Linked DNA regions of Homo sapiens: region 1 is linked to region 2. Evidence: read pairs that join two places in POLR2A ChIA-PET (ENCODE). Cell type or tissue: Panc1. All regions are shown on one strand.

Evidence for each region. Peaks named below come from ENCODE experiments on the same cell type or tissue, not always from the same donor. Only the 100,000 strongest peaks of a DNase experiment are listed, where the experiment ranks them.
Region 1: POLR2A ChIA-PET joins it to region 2 with 10 read pairs; 2 of 35 experiments call an interaction of 5 or more read pairs at or near these places.

Annotation. Positions count from the first base shown.
Region 1 is chr7:80,906,631-80,914,630 of GRCh38, reverse strand. All of the region lies in intron 2 of SEMA3C (semaphorin 3C), which reads left to right. Among named protein-coding and RNA genes, the nearest start is that of SEMA3C, 8.4 kb to the left of the region's middle. In Panc1, no CTCF peak of the experiment used is centred here; a DNase peak (open chromatin) is centred at 1,570; H3K4me3 peaks cover 684 bases; H3K27ac peaks cover 7,312 bases.
Region 2 is chr7:81,415,378-81,423,377 of GRCh38, reverse strand. No RefSeq gene overlaps it. Among named protein-coding and RNA genes, the nearest start is that of HGF, 350 kb to the left of the region's middle. In Panc1, no CTCF peak of the experiment used is centred here; no DNase peak of the experiment used is centred here; H3K27ac peaks cover 2,106 bases.

The DNA.
Region 1 (8,000 bases), 510 kb after region 2:
AATCAGAGAGATAGAAAATCACTTGTTTTGAATACTGTTTAAAAGAGATGTATCAACAGTGAGAATACATCTAATAAAATTGCACGATTGGTAACTCAATAATTTTAAACATTCCTACAATGAACTACATAGACAAGTTATAGGGAAAGTATCAGGCGAAAACAGTTGTCAAAATGTACAAATTTTAAACCTTGGTTCAATACAGTTTTCTTAGGAGATTTCACAGTGTACCTGCTTGAAATGCCTGTTCAAATTTATTATTATTTAAAGTTTCTCATTAGTCAAATGATGACTCATTGACTATTGTACCAAGTAGGTTTTTAAGTTTCCTCCAAAGTAGTTTATTCTCAACATCAAAATATAGAGCTTTGTATGGGGTTAATGTATTTAAGAGTATATATTTAAATACATGTGGCATATACTTCTAGTTCGTATTTCTAAAGTTCTATTACTGTTTTCCAATAAAAAATCAGCAACTGAAAGGTGTTTTGCAGAAATTCAGATAGTTTCAAGTTGTATTAGACAGAGGTCATTTGCATTACTTGTTTTATATCTCTAAGTACCTTTAGATTCTCTCGTAATTACTTTACCTACTGGCTCTTTTGTCTTGAATTCTTCTCCATCACTGTAACTTGGTCCTCTGCCTGTCTCTCTCTGGGTGGAACTTGAGAAGAAACCACTCAGTCTTGTGTTACTTCCGGTGCAATAAGCATCATAGGCAATTTCAAGGTGTGTAGAGCAATGAGTCTCTTCTCCCATTCATGTTCCATCCCTTTTTCTTGTGGTGAAATAATGGAGTAATAACATTTGTAAAACAGTGATTTACAGGTTTGCCTTCCCTGTTGATCTAGGGCAAGGTCAACCAGATGGTCATCAGTCCTGTGGGAGAATGTACTTCAGATGTTATTAATTAGTTACATTTGTGCTACTTAAATCTTCTATGTTGAGACCTGTGACTTCTAATATTTTCTTTTGTAATTGGTCTAACTCTTATTTTATGCCAAATAGCTTTGCAAGTGAATATAAGGTTCACACAAATGCTTTTAGTATAAGTTTTTCCTTAGTTAATATTGGCCAATCTTGCAGCCCATGGCTGAATTTACATTTGCATATGCATGACAGTGGTTTAAAAACAGAAAACTGAGTGTGAGTTTTGAATTGGAAATAGGTATTTTATGACTAAGCACTAGACTTGCATAGGATTACCTGTTTTTTCTTTTCCTTTTTTTTGAGACAGAGTCTCGCTCTGCCTCCCAGGCTGGAGTGCAATGGTGAGATCTTGGCTCACTGCAACCTCCACCTCCTGGGTTCAAGCAATTGTCCTGCCTCAGCCTCCCGAGTAGCTGGGATTACAGGTGTGCGACACCATGCCCAGCTAATTTTTGTACTTTTAGTAGAGACAGGGTTTCACCACGTTGGCCCGGCTGGTCTCGAACTCCTGACTTCAGGTGATCCGCCTGTCTCAGCCTCCCAAATTGTTGACATTACAGGCGTGAGCCACTGCGCCTGGCCCTGTTTTATTTATTTACTTTGTGATTCATTTTCCCTTTTGTGTGTGCTGAATTTTTAGTAATAAAGCTGCCAAAGTCTCCAGGTCTTTGATAGTATGTAAATGAAAGACTATGGAATTTTATAAAACATCTTTTAAAATCACCCTCAACAAATAAAAGAATCCCTGTGAACTAATGAACTAAGCCCCAAAGCTGATGAATTGTTATTGGACAATAAACTGAAAATAATAAATTGCCTCTTTATGAGCTCTGGTAGCATTAGCATTACAAGGCACGTTTGTTGAAATAGTTTTTGTTGTGGTTGCCCAAGAAATGAAAATAAAAGCAGTTGTTCTTGATTTCTCCGTTAATCTTGGAAGATGCTTACTCTGGGTGTATTGAATCTTCTCAGGTTTGTGTTACTGAGAAGTATTTAGTTCTCAGGTGTGTGTTATGGCATTTTCTTTTAAGTCTCCTTATGATGGTTTCAATTAAATGTCACTGAAATATCTTGAAGCACACATGAGTGTTTTAGTAAACCCAAACTCAAGGGGTGCTCTGTGAATAAAAAGTTCCTTCTACTCTCCCCCTTGTGAGAGTTTAATTGAACTCAGCAAAGGATTGATGAATTCACTTGTGAGTTGGACATTACCTGAAACATGAGTCTAGAATAGAGTAACACTAAATTTGTAAAGCAGCAAGGTAAAAACTGTTATAAAATACAATTGCAATGGAAGATGAGAAGAATTGCTAAGAAATGTAGCCTCGTATGTCTATTTTCCCCTGTAATATGTATTGATATAGGGCTCTGGTAATCAAAATAAAATAATATTTCTAGTAGACTTGAATTGGAGGGAGGAAATTTTATTTCAGGTATTGCAAAGAACATCTCTTGAAAATTTTAGGATAAAAGGTGTTACATTGATATGCTGTGGATTTCTCCTAGAGAAAAAATTTTAGAAAAATGTGTAAGCCTATATTTTCCTGTTTAAAAAAGTAATTACTGTTCCAGGTGAGTTTCATCAGATTATAATAAGCTTGATTCTGTTGCCAATAAATGATATTCTGTGTTAAGCCATTCAGAGTTACAAGGTTCCTACAATTGGGAGCAAAGAAGGAATGCTTTAGTGTTCTGAAGTTAGAAGAGTGAGCTTGAGTGTTTTGTTAATCGGTCATACGAACACAGCGGTTCCATTAAAAAAAAATGTGGTCGAGCACGGGGGCTCACGCCTGTAATCCTAGCACTTTGGGAGGCCAAGGCGGGTGGATCACGAGGTCAGGAGATCAAGATCATGCTGGCTATCGTGGTGATACCCCGTCTCTACTAAAAATACAAAAAATTAGCCAGGCATGGTGGTGGCCACCTGTAGTCCTAGCTACTCGGGAGGCTGAGGCAGGAGAATGGCATAAACTCGGGAGGCAGAGCTTGCAGTGAGTCGAGGTCGTGCCATTGTACTCCAGCCTGAGCCATTGTACTCCAGCCTGAGCAAGAGAGTGAGACTCTCTTTCAAAAAAAAAAAAAAAGGTCCTATTCTATGAATTAATAGACATGCCTAAACATGTTTACTAAATTGAACTCTTTATCAAATGAAGATGGTGCAAGTGATCCTAGATAGCTTATTTTAAATTTGTTCACATGTTGATCATATATGTTGATATGTTGTTCACATATATTGATAAAACGATGTTACTTAGCCTTTATTTGCAATTTTGATTCAGAAGATATATCTAGAACCAAAGTTATACATTTTCGCATTCTTCCTAGGTGTATACTACTTTTTGTCTTCTTTGTTTCTAAAATAGTTTTGGCAATTAAACACTAACATTAATACTGACTTTGTGGCAGCCATTTCTGTAGCTGCCATGAGAATTAGTTTTAAGATCCACAAAGATCACAATGAAAGGAAAAAGGAAAAGAATTTTTCTCAGTAAGATATTCTGTAAACATATCATGTTAACTATGTCATGCTAGAATTTTACATTGCTCTTAGAACATCAAACCTGCCTGAAAATGAAATAAAATTCATTCCCTATATCATCCCAAATTCCCCCTTTAATTTATGATTCATCAAGGTGAAGATGAGGGGAATTACCTCTCTGGAACATGTTTATTTTGTTGCTGTAACTGAGATCTCCCTTTGTGCCTATGCGAGCAAGTCAGTGCTTAGATGGATAACAGTAGAAAAAAATTATTATACACTCTCCTCATTTCATTATGCAAATTTATCAGGATGTATCTCCATAAATTCACTATACCTTGCACTGTCTTTTAAAACAAAAGATTCAGATGTTCTTTTTCATGGATATCATTCATTGCATTAAAAAAATGGCACCGAGACACACTCAATTTTTTCTTTCATAAACATCTTTTATATAAGGAGGTTGTAAAAAATAACTTATTTTAAATAAAAAAACTATCACTTTGCTATAATAAAGAACTATCACTTTGGTTTTAGTTCCATTACTGTTAAAAAAAAAAAAAAAAAGAACGAGCATTGGGAAATAGAGCTGTGAGCTTTGGGCAGATTCCAGCACTTTTTTGCCTTCTGCATTTTCATTTATATATTACTGAAGACCTCTGTTGTTAAGGAAAACACATTTAAAGGCAAGGAACAGAAAGGTAAGATGTTCTGTAGCTCAGAGTATGAGTTAGCAAGAAGGGCACATGGAAGGTAGAACTAAGTGCTGAGCCATGTGCTATTTTAGGGTAGCACTAGCCATGAAACAATTTGCTGAGCTGTAAAAGATGGCAAGTATGTTCCACGTTTTAAATTGCAGGCTTTTCAGAAACAATCATTTCAACCCATCCTCCTTATCCAATGAGAATGAGCTGTCTTTAAGCTCTCAATAGGGATATGTTACTTCTGTAAAATGCTTTTTACTTTTCAAATAATTCCCTTATTATTTAATTTATTATAGAATGCCTATGAAGTAAATTGGCATGGAGGCTAAAGCTCTTGGTTAAGGTTCTACAGCTTAATGGTGGCATTGACAAGACTAGAAGACAAAATGGTATAAGAAGAGAAAAATTAATTATGAGCAGTGCTTGTATAGAATCAGAGATACCCTGCAAATGTATGTTACAAAATCTGCAGAAATGCAAGGCTATTAATATGAGTATTAACAACTTGCTTCATGATATTTCTTCTCCAAGTATGTACAACACTGTAGCTTTAACATACCTTACATTTTTAATTAACTGCTGATTTTCAGCAGTAATTTGAGGATCATTATATATCAGGCTTTAAATCTGTTCAACACCATATTTTAAGTGCCTCTCAATTCTCTTTGCGAAGATTGAGGCAATACATAAATAAGAATAATTTATATTTTCATTTATCTCTAATTCATGCAAATTAATGAACATACTAGTCTTGTCTTTCCTTCCCCAAGTTACTGCTCTTGTAATCAAGAGCTCGTTTGATGTGCTATGTACATCAGGATTCCATATTCCCCTTAGTCAATCCCTAGAATATTCCACTCTGCTCATTTATGTATTGCCTTAGAGTGAAAAATCCATTAAAGTAATCTTATGTTCTGGTTTGAACTGATGCCACTGAAAATGCTAAATATTCTTGCCTTACTCAACTTTAACGCTTGCTAGCATTTAAGATTCTTGATAATAAAAGTATAAAACATTCTACCTAATTAATTTCTAAATTACTACCTTAGTACAACTATTTTCTGATAAAAATGATCAGGTACCAGACTTTGAATTTTGAATACAAGATTGCTCTTATATTTAACCTTATTTGTAATATAATGGCTAATGTAAAGTCTCTAGTCTATATGGAATAGATAAACTCAGGGAGTTACAGCAATGTAATTTTACAGAAGATTTCTGTTCCTCAGAGAAGGGAGACAGAATGTTGATCCAGCAGAAAGAAAACCTTAACTCTATGTAGAATTAATAGCTCTGAAGAAGCAACTTCTAAATTATTTTAGGAAAAACTTATTTCCTTATAGATTTTGACTTTCTACAGATAGAATTAATTATGGAGAGAGGATATATATCTGAGTAAAAATAAATGCAGAACTCTCTCACACACACACATACACACACTCACATCGTCTATGAGTAAAATTACATTATATTTGAATACCGTTTTAGTCTTTCCTAAGTGTATACTCTCTTGTATATTCATATAACAAAAACTGTTCAGTCAGAAAAAAGCTGTTGTATTCCTGGTATCATTTTAAATGCATTATTTATATGTTTTCTTATTTTAAATTTATGAATAACCACAGATTTGTAATTATATAATTGGATCATTAGTTTGGTGAACACTTTATTACTTAAAACATTATTGTAACACTTATATAGTGACAGCTTTTAGTGCAAGCAAGCTGAGGACCAGGACAAGAAACTCTGGTGACTTGTGAATTTGAGCCCTGTCTCCCTCCCATTTTTCTGACAGCTGGTGATAGTGAGAACAAAATGAGTTGTTGAATAGCAACCCGCAAAAAGGAAGTAATCCATCCCTAGCACAGATAACGGGGATGTAAAGGGAGTCAATGGGGCACATAATATGTAAAGCATCAATAAGATAAGTACCTAAATTTGCTCTCTACGCCTGCTTTTCTTTTTTTCCAGCCAGCGAAGTCTTGCAACCCAAGTTGCTAGTGTTACTATAGTTAGCGTCAGTTGCCAAAGAGCGAGCAGAATCTCAATTATAGCATATGAAATGTAGTCTTTAATTATGTGCTTCAGTTTTCCAAAATCCTCATTTCACAAAAGTTAAATTAGAAAAGACCTTTTCTCTTTTGTAAATAGACATAACTTTGTACAAACTGTGTGAAGTACACCAAGCTGGCACTTCATTCATCGCTGAAATTTGATAGTGAACACAACGGGTCTGAAGATTTTAAGACAGCAGTAACAAAATTAGAAACTGAGAGTAAGGGGAGTTGAACGTCCTAGTATTCTTGCTTGACCTTCCTTGTAATTGAGTCAAGTAGAAATAATATATGTGATCACAGTTTATTTTAAATGATACAGACTATTACATGTGAAAAGACAATTCCAATGCAACTATAATTCTTAAGACAGGGATCTCTTGTTTAATGGAATTAGTGAGTAGTAGCAAAGTGGTTATAAAATTGGCTTGTATAAATATTATACAAATGATATTTTTCTATTGAATTTCGTTACATAATTAGAGTCCATGTGTAAACAAACTATTCAACAGCCTGAATTGAACAACTTTTAATAAAGAAACTTAACAGGATGATAAGGCATGCAGAAGTTTAGATATGGTATGGTGGATACGTTGGAGCCTTTTAAATAACATGTCTGCCCTTGTAGATAGATGTACGCTAGTTATCATAACTCAAGCAGAAGAAAAACCTTATGACTTAAATTACCCCTTGATTTGAAAAGAATTATCGAATAATTTAATTTGTGTCAGTTGCCAGTCAGAGCCCTAAGTATTCTCTAAACAGTCTAGTTCTGTATTCACAACTAAACATTATTACATACTAATGATGCAGTTAATAGGAAGAGATTGGAGTCTCATTGCCATTATATAGGAATCTGACATTAAATAGAACCACCCTTATAGATTGTTTATAAAAACAATCTTTCTGGCATCAAAAGCCTCCAACTTTGTTGGTCCATCCAGCCAGATTGTCGCTCCATAAATTCAGGCTCAAGGGCTTTTTCCTTTCTCCTGAACAGTAATGCTCAAAACATTCCAAGAGACCAGAACATTAAGCAGGAATAAAACAATGAGTGTATTATCATCACCAAAAGAGCATTTTGAATTTTATTAGAAGAAACCAATTAAGATGTTATTTTCAAGCAGAGGGCTTGGCATGGCTTCAGAAAGTTACTTTCCGGAGTCGGGCAGGGGTTTAGCTGGCACAGAGAGCGGATCTTTAGCTTAGAGTTTTGACAGCTTTAATGCACATGCAACTGGAATTTTTTTTCTTTAAGCTGATTCTTTTAAAAGCCATGCTTCCTGCCACTGTTTCACATAATTGCATCAATTCCATTTTCCATTAGTAGTCAAAACCTGCTGATGTGACTGGAGTTTTAAAACTTTTGTGTAAAAATCTAATTATGTACATTTTTTCAGAGGAAACTGATAATGAATATGAACTATGCAGCTGTATTTTCTATTTTGATATCTAAAGTACAGTAAGCAAAGGGTTCTATATGCTAGTATTATAACCTTTGGTTATTCATTTAATTATATTGACAACAGTGGTATAATCAATTTTCTATGATAGAAGAAAAAGCATTCAGTAAGCTTTACTTTGTGGAAGAAAAAGCAGCCCCTACCGCTTGGCTACAGAATAATGAAATATTCTGGTTTTAGGTGAAAGGAAATGCTTGCCTCTCCCCTTATATCTATAGTATTCCTTTTATAATGTTTTTATTTTCAACAGCTTGTCTGCATAGAATATTTTATAATGATCTACACTGGTATATTTCTTCTGACATCTACCTTCTACTCTTCTGATAATGTATTCAACACTTTTAATACGCATAATTATATGTAGACATTT
Region 2 (8,000 bases):
ACAAAATCAATGTACACAAATCACAAGCATTCTTATACACCAATAACAGACAAACAGAGAGCCAAATCATGAGTCAACTCCCATTCACAATTGCTTCAAAGAGAATAAAATACCTAGGAATCCAACTTACCAGGGACGTGAAGGACCTCTTCAAGGAGAACTACAAACCACTGCTCAAGGAAATAAAAGAGGATACAAACAAATGGAAGAACATTCCATGCTCATGGGTAGGAAGATTCAATATCATGAAAATGACCATATTGCCCAAGGTAATTTATAGATTCAATGCCATCCCCATCAAGCTACCAATGACTTTCTTCACAGAATTGGAAAAAACTACTTTAAAGTTCATACGGAACCAAAAAAGAGCCCGCATTGCCACGTCAATCCTAAGCCAAAAGAACAAAGCTGGAGGCATCACACTACCTGACTCCAAACTATACTACAAGGCTACAGTAACCAAAACAGCATGGTACTGGTACCAAAACAGAGATATAGATCAATGAAACAGAACAGAGCCCTCAGAAATAATGCCACATATCTACAACTATCTGATCTTTGACAAACCTGAGAAAAACAAGCAATAGGGAAAGGATTTCCTATTTAATAAATGGTGCTGGGAAAACTGGCTAGCCATATGTAGAAAGCTGAAACTGGATCCCTTCCTTACACCTTATACAAAAATTAATTCAAGATGGATTAAAGACTTAAATGTTAGACCTAAAACCATAAAAACCCTAGAAGAAAACCTAGGCAATACCATTCAGGACATAGGCATGGGCAAGGACTTCATGTCTAAAACACCAAAAGCAATGGCAACAAAAGATAAAATTGACAAACGGGATCTAATTAAACTAAAGAGCTTCTGCACAGCAAAAGAAACTACCATCAGAGTGAACAGGCAACCTACAAAATGGGAGAAAATTTTCACAACCTACTCATCTGACAAAGGGCTAATATCCAGAATCTACAATGAACTCAAACAAATTTACAAGAAGAAAACAAACAACCCCATCAAAAAGTTGGCGAAGGGCATGAACAGACACTTCTCAAAAGAAGACATTTATGAAGCCAAAAAACACATGAAAAAATGCTCACCATCACTGGCCATCAGAGAAATGCAAATCAAAACCACAGTGACATACCATCTCACACCAGTTAGAATGGCAATCATTAAAAAGTCAGGAAACAACAGGTGCTGGAGAGCATGTGGAGAAATAGGAACACTTTTACACTGTTGGTGGGACTGTAAACTAGTTCAACCATTGTGGAAGTCAGTGTGGCGATTCCTCAGGGATCTAGAACTAGAAGTACCATTTGACCCAGCCATCCCATTACTGGGTATATACCCAAAGGACTATAAATCATGCTGCTATAAAGACACATGCACACGTATGTTTATTGCGGCACTATTCACAATAGCAAAGACTTGGAACCAACCCAAATGTCCAACAATGATAGACTGGATTAAGAAAATGTGGTACATATACACCATGGAATACTATGCAGCCATAAAAAATGATGAGTTCATGTCCTTTGTAGGGACATGGATGAAATTGGATATCATCATTCTCAGTAAACTATCGCAAGGACAAAAAACCAGACACCGCATGTTCTCACTCATAGGTGGGAATTGAACAATGAGAACACATGGACACAGGAAGGGGAACATCACACTCTGGGGACTGTTTTTGGGGTGGGGGGAGGGGGGAGGGATAGCATTAGGAGATATACCTAATGCTAAATGACGAGTTAGTGGGTGCAGCACACCAGCATGGCACATGTATACATATGTGACTAACCTGCACATTGTGCACATGTATCCTAAAACTTAAAGTATAATAATAATAAAATAAAAAAAAACATTGTCTATGCCATTTATCCTTTTATTAAAAAGATAAAAGAATAAATAAAAGGGATACTTGGATATATGGCAACACTATAGTTATAAATAAATGCAAGTGGAATCAACAAGAGCTTTCTAAAAAGAAGTTTTTATATGTTAAGTCAGTAAAACTGGAATGTCTGACCATATTTTCACGAAGACATTATTTTAAAGTATTGAGATTAAAACAGTTTCTGGTGTACAAAGCGTTTGAATAATTTTGTGGAGCTGAAAAAAAGACAGAAAGAAGCAAACAGGCAGGTAGACAGACGTAGGTTTAACACAAAATAAGAACATGAAGTTGTCTGGATGGCAAAAAGATTGACAAAAAAATCTGATTCTTCTCTCATTCACGAGAACCTACTTAGAAAGTATGGTTTTCTGAAAAGTTTGCAGGCCAGTGGGACTGAGCGCTACGCTTGGAACAGTTTTCTGACGACTGTGCCAGATGAGAAAATGGCCCCAGGTTTTAGGAACCTATCCAGTTTGGTGGTAATATTTTCCAAACTTAACATGAAATACTTTACTCAGTCTTGTTTTGACTGGATCAGACCTGAATGAGTTTACTTTGTTGTTTCATTCAGTTGGTTTGAGTCTTGCTGATATGGCACATAAACAAAATATCTTTTCCTTGTATTGGAAAACAGGTTAAAAGACTAGTCTTTAACTTGAAAAACAGCCCAGCTGCTGTTACTACTTCTTTCCTTGACTTCTGTGGCAGATTTCATTGTAAATGTACACATACCTTTTTCCAGGGTTGGACTTTAGCCCAAGACTATCATTATTTAGGTGAAGAAACATGCATGAATGTCACCTGGACTCTGTGTTACAATATACTTTTAGTTTATGCTGTTAGAGAAAACTCATTTAGATCCAATTAGATTTTTGCATTTAAATTGTATTTGACACAAACAACCTAAATGTTTTACTATAAAGATCTAGTTTGAATATAATTTAACATTGTTAACCTCTTTAAAGTTGATCTCCTTTAATATTCTTGTCATATGGAATATTTTTACAGCTGCTTGACCAATACACAAAGGAGAATTTAAAGGCTTAGGTAAGTGAAAGGCAGGATTTCACATACCTGTAGCTTTCTACTTTCAGCCTTGCTTCTTAACAACTCTGGCTTAGGAAAAAGCTTGTATGAGGTTGAACCAGTTGAAATATCTAAACACTATCTGTATCATCCTCCTCACTACCATGTGTAAGTGGGATCTGACTGCACATTATTTTCCCCCGTGTAACAACTCATGACAAACCATATGAAAGAAGCCTCACCTCACATCTCCCTTTAATATCATACCATGATTTGCTAATTCCTGTAAGTTATTTCAATAATTTAAAACTTATGATATAATGAAAAATATTTGATCAATAATTACTTTTGTCATTGATAAATCTGGGAAGTTTACTTTTCTTCTGCAAGTCCCAGAAATCAGATATATATATAATTACTAAATTTGGAGTTTTACAGATATCATATCAGCTCTAGTACTCTTTGGCCTAAAGACATATTGCAACTTGAAGAGCATGTGGTTGACAATGTTGTATAGCAGCTGGTGCAAAAGAAAGCTGGCAGAGCATAGCTTGGAATGAGAATAAAATAAGACTTTGCTGCTTGCCACTGTAAGCTTTCCTGTCTTGAATACAAATTACTACTAGAGTTATCTTATTAGCAACTGTCTCTATTATAATATCATGAACATCTATATTTTAGAAATAAAAAGCCAAGTTTCTATAAATATTTACATATCCCTATATATTAATTTATTTTATTGACAGGCACAAATTGTATATATTTATGATATACAACCTGATATTTTGATATACACATACAATGTGGAATAGCTAAATTGAACTAATAAATATATTTATTACATCACATACTTATTTTTTGTGGTGAGATTTCAAATCTACTGTCTTAGCGATTTTTAAATGTATAGTACACTGTTATTAACTACAGTCACTCTATTACACAATACAGTTCTTGTTTCTTTCTTCTGTTTAACTGAAATTTTGCATCCCTAGACCAATATCTCCCCAATCCCACCCCACCCAACCTGCCAGCCCCTAGTAACCACCATTCTACTCTGCTTCTATGAGCTCAACTGTTTTAGATTCCACATGTAAGTGAAATCATGCTTTATTTTTGTGCCTATTTCACTTAGCCTAATGTCCGCCAAGTTCATCCATGTTGTCACAAATAATGGCATTTCCTTCAGTTTTAAAGCTGAATAGTATTCTATTGCACATTGTGTTAGTCCGTTTTCATGTTGCTATAAAGATACTACCTAAGATTGGGTAATTTACAAACAGCAGTTTAATTGGCTCACAGTTTCAGGAAGCTTACTGCCTCCCAAGTAGCTGGGATTACAGGCACATGTGACCACACCCAGCTGATTTTTTTTTTTTGTATTTTTAGTAGAGACAGGGTTTCACCATGTTGGCCAGGCTGGTCTTGAACTCCTGACCTCAGGTTATCCACCCGCCTCGGCCTCCCAAATTGCTGGGATTACAGGCATGAGCCGCCGCACCCACCAGCCAGGTATGCTGTTTTATCCATGCAAAATAGATTAAGACATATTGTAAATGGCATTGTTTGCCTTAGTTTTTTTTCTGGATAGTTGGTTATTAGTGTTTAGAAATACTACTGATTGCTGTATGTTGATTTTGTATCCTGCAGCTGTACTGAATTCCTATTATGTTTCAATAAATGATCCCTCCATTTGGCACAATCTTACATGTAACAATATACACCTCTAAGAAGCACTACCAAACCATTTTAGACAATGTGTTGAAATTTCTGGAAAAAAAAGATAAATTAAAATCACAGAATTGGTTTTATGTCAGTTGTACAATGCTCAGTTTAATGTTGAAATATTCAAATTTTCAAATGTATTCATATTGAAAATGACATTTTAGTTATTCAGAGATGTATTCAAAATCTATTCACGGAGTTGTTGAAAATTCAGGCACCTCGGAGTAATGCTTTTAAGATGAGGATTTTAATTAATACCAACACGGCCTTCCTATTTATTTCACAGAATTTATGTGTTGTATTATGAATAGCAAATAAATAAGATACCTAATATTGTTTCATACCTAACTTCAATCAGGTGTTGAATAGTCTCTAATTTTAAAATTGTAAGTTCATCTATTTTAAATTCCATCAAAATTATTTGCCATGGGTTAATCTGCTTTGGCAAGATTTGTTATATTGGAAGTTTTTGAGACTATCCATCCTTTGCCCTGCTTTTGCTGAACTGGTTATATTCAGAGCAATTTCTATTTTTCTTCTCTTACAAGTTGTTTCACTGCATCTTTATGCACTTTCTCTCTATCATTCACTAAATATAAAGTTCTTCTGTAGAAAAAATTTGTATATGTAAAATTTCCAGTGCCTAGTATGGTATGCATTAAATAAATGTCATTGAGTGACTATCAAAATATTTCTCTCCTCCAGAAAGCTTCTTCCAGTCACAGCCTTCTCCAATGGCCGTGTAGCATCAACAGCAATCACTCCACGAGTGAAACCACAAATTCATACGCATTTAGGACTTTACCTCTTATTCTTCTCCCATTATTCATTTCAAACACTGGTTGTCTGATGACAATAAGACCCCTATTAATTCTAAAACTCCTTATTTCATATATGGCTTTTCCTGTTTTTATGTATCTCCCTATCCAGCTTGAAGCCTGTAATTAGCATTTCAATTACTATTTTTCCAGTATCCTTTACTGATACCTATTTCTTTGTAATTTTTTCACATATTGATGACAACTACTATTTGCCCATTTTTCCTAAACCTTTCACTAATCAATCACTAGGCCTCTGCTCTGACTTCACAGAGAAAACTTAAGCTACCAGAAGGGGATTCTATGACTTCCTACCTCAAAACCTCAACTCTTATCGAAGTCCTCCACTTCTTAATATAAAGGAAGACTGTTCATTTAGCTAATGATTAATGTAGGCACATGTAACTTTGGGAATTGCCTTTCAAATACTTCATCATCTCCTTATGTCCTGCATCAACCTCTTAATTGATAGAAATTAATTATTTTCTTGACCCTGAAATGTTCATATTATATGGAAGACAACAGATATTGAATGTACAATTTCAATACAACTGAGTATTATTCATTCAGCCAATAATGTTTACTGGGTACATATTAGTAGTCAAACATTGTTTACTTAGAATACAGTAGTCTACACAGACACTACCCTTTTTCTTTCTAAAGGTACATTTTATGGGAGGAGAGAAACTGAAAAAAAGAGTAGATATATCATGTTAAAAGGCTCTACATACTATGGAGGAATGCAGCAAAGTGGAAAGGTAAATAGGCAATCCAGGAATGAGGTAGTACAATATCACAGAGTCATGTCTGAAGTTCACACTAAAAATGGTGACATTTGAGCCAAAACCTGAAGGTGGCAAGGAGGAAAGCCAATGCAGATATTCAGAGGGAGTGCTTCCTAGACAGATGAGATATCAAGTGAAAACCCTGAGGCTGAGGCAGGAGAGGGCTTAGCATATGCAGGAAAAAGCAAGGCAGGCTGTGTAAATTAAAAGTGAGAGGTGATTTAGTAAGAACTCATGCCAGAGAGGAAATGAAAGTCCATCATGGAGGAAGAGTGACATGATCTGACTTGGGTTACAAAAAGACAACTCTGTCTACTGTGTTGAAAAAATACTAAATGGAACAAGGACAGATGCAAGGAACAAGGCTCAGCAGCTATTGCAGTCATGCATGTAAAAACAGTGGTTTGGGCTGGGAGAGGAGTGGTGGCTGCAGAGAGACATTGCTGAGATCCGAATATATAAAGACACAACTGCTGTTAATGTGTGGTATAATGGGACAAGCATTCAAGGATGACCCCAAGATTTCTAACATACAGATTTTCCACTTACTTTGTTGGGACAACAGTGTCAGGAGTAGTTTTGGAAGGAGTTTTTGTCTTGGTTTGTTAATTATTAAATGCCTATGCAATGTCCAAGTGACATAAGAAGCACAAGATATGATCCTGGAGTTCACAGGCGTGTCGTGAAGTCCAAGTGTGGTGTGTAAAAGGAGCCTAAAATTTGCATATTAAAATTGTGTGAGTAATTAGATAGTCTTCCCAGAGGAATTGATTTTTAAAATTTTTTTTAATTTTTATTTTTTGTGGGTACATAATAGATATATGTATTCATGGGGTACATGAGATGTTTTGATACAGGCATACAATGTGAAATAATCATATATGAAGAATATGGTTTCCATCCCCTCAAGCATTTACCCTTTGTTGAAACACAGCAAATAAAGATCCATTAAAAACAAAATATTTATTGCAGTATAAAAACTTGACCTTGGAAAACAAATTTTAAAATCTATTTGAGATATGTTTTCTCACAATTTACCCAAATAAATGTTTCCTTTTCAAAAGTTATTTTTTGGAACATGAAAAGTATTACATTTCAATACTTTGTTAAAGCATTGAATTTAATTTTAAAATATTGGCATGGCACGGTGGCTCACGCCTGTAATCCCAGCACTTTGGGAGGCCAAGATGGGTGGATCACAAGATCAGGAGATCGAGACCACCCTGGCTATCACGGTGAAACCCCGTCTCTACAAAAAATACACAAAATTAGCCGGGCATGGTGGTGGGCACCTGTAGTCCCAGCTATTCAGGAGGCTGAGGCAGGAGAATGGCGTGAACCCAGTTGGCAGAGCTTGCAGTGAGCTGAGATTGTGCCACTGCACTCCAGCCTGGGCGACAGAATGAAAATCCGTCTCAAAAATAATAATAACAATTAAAAGATTAAAAAAATTAAAATATGTACCAAAGTTAGTCATTAAAATGATTTCAGTATCATATTGGTAAATTTACAGGAGCACATATTTTCCTGTTTTTGTTTTTTCACAAACTATAATTTCATATATTGAAGTGAATCCTTGTTGGTGACATTCCAGAATGAAAGTAATAGTTTAAGTTACAGTTATGTGCTTCATTTATGAGTTTTTTTATACATTACTGCATGCAGTCAATGATTCAACAAATATTTATTGAATGACTATATTGTACCACCAAATGTGCAAAGAACTCGAGATACAATGGAGGAGAAAGATA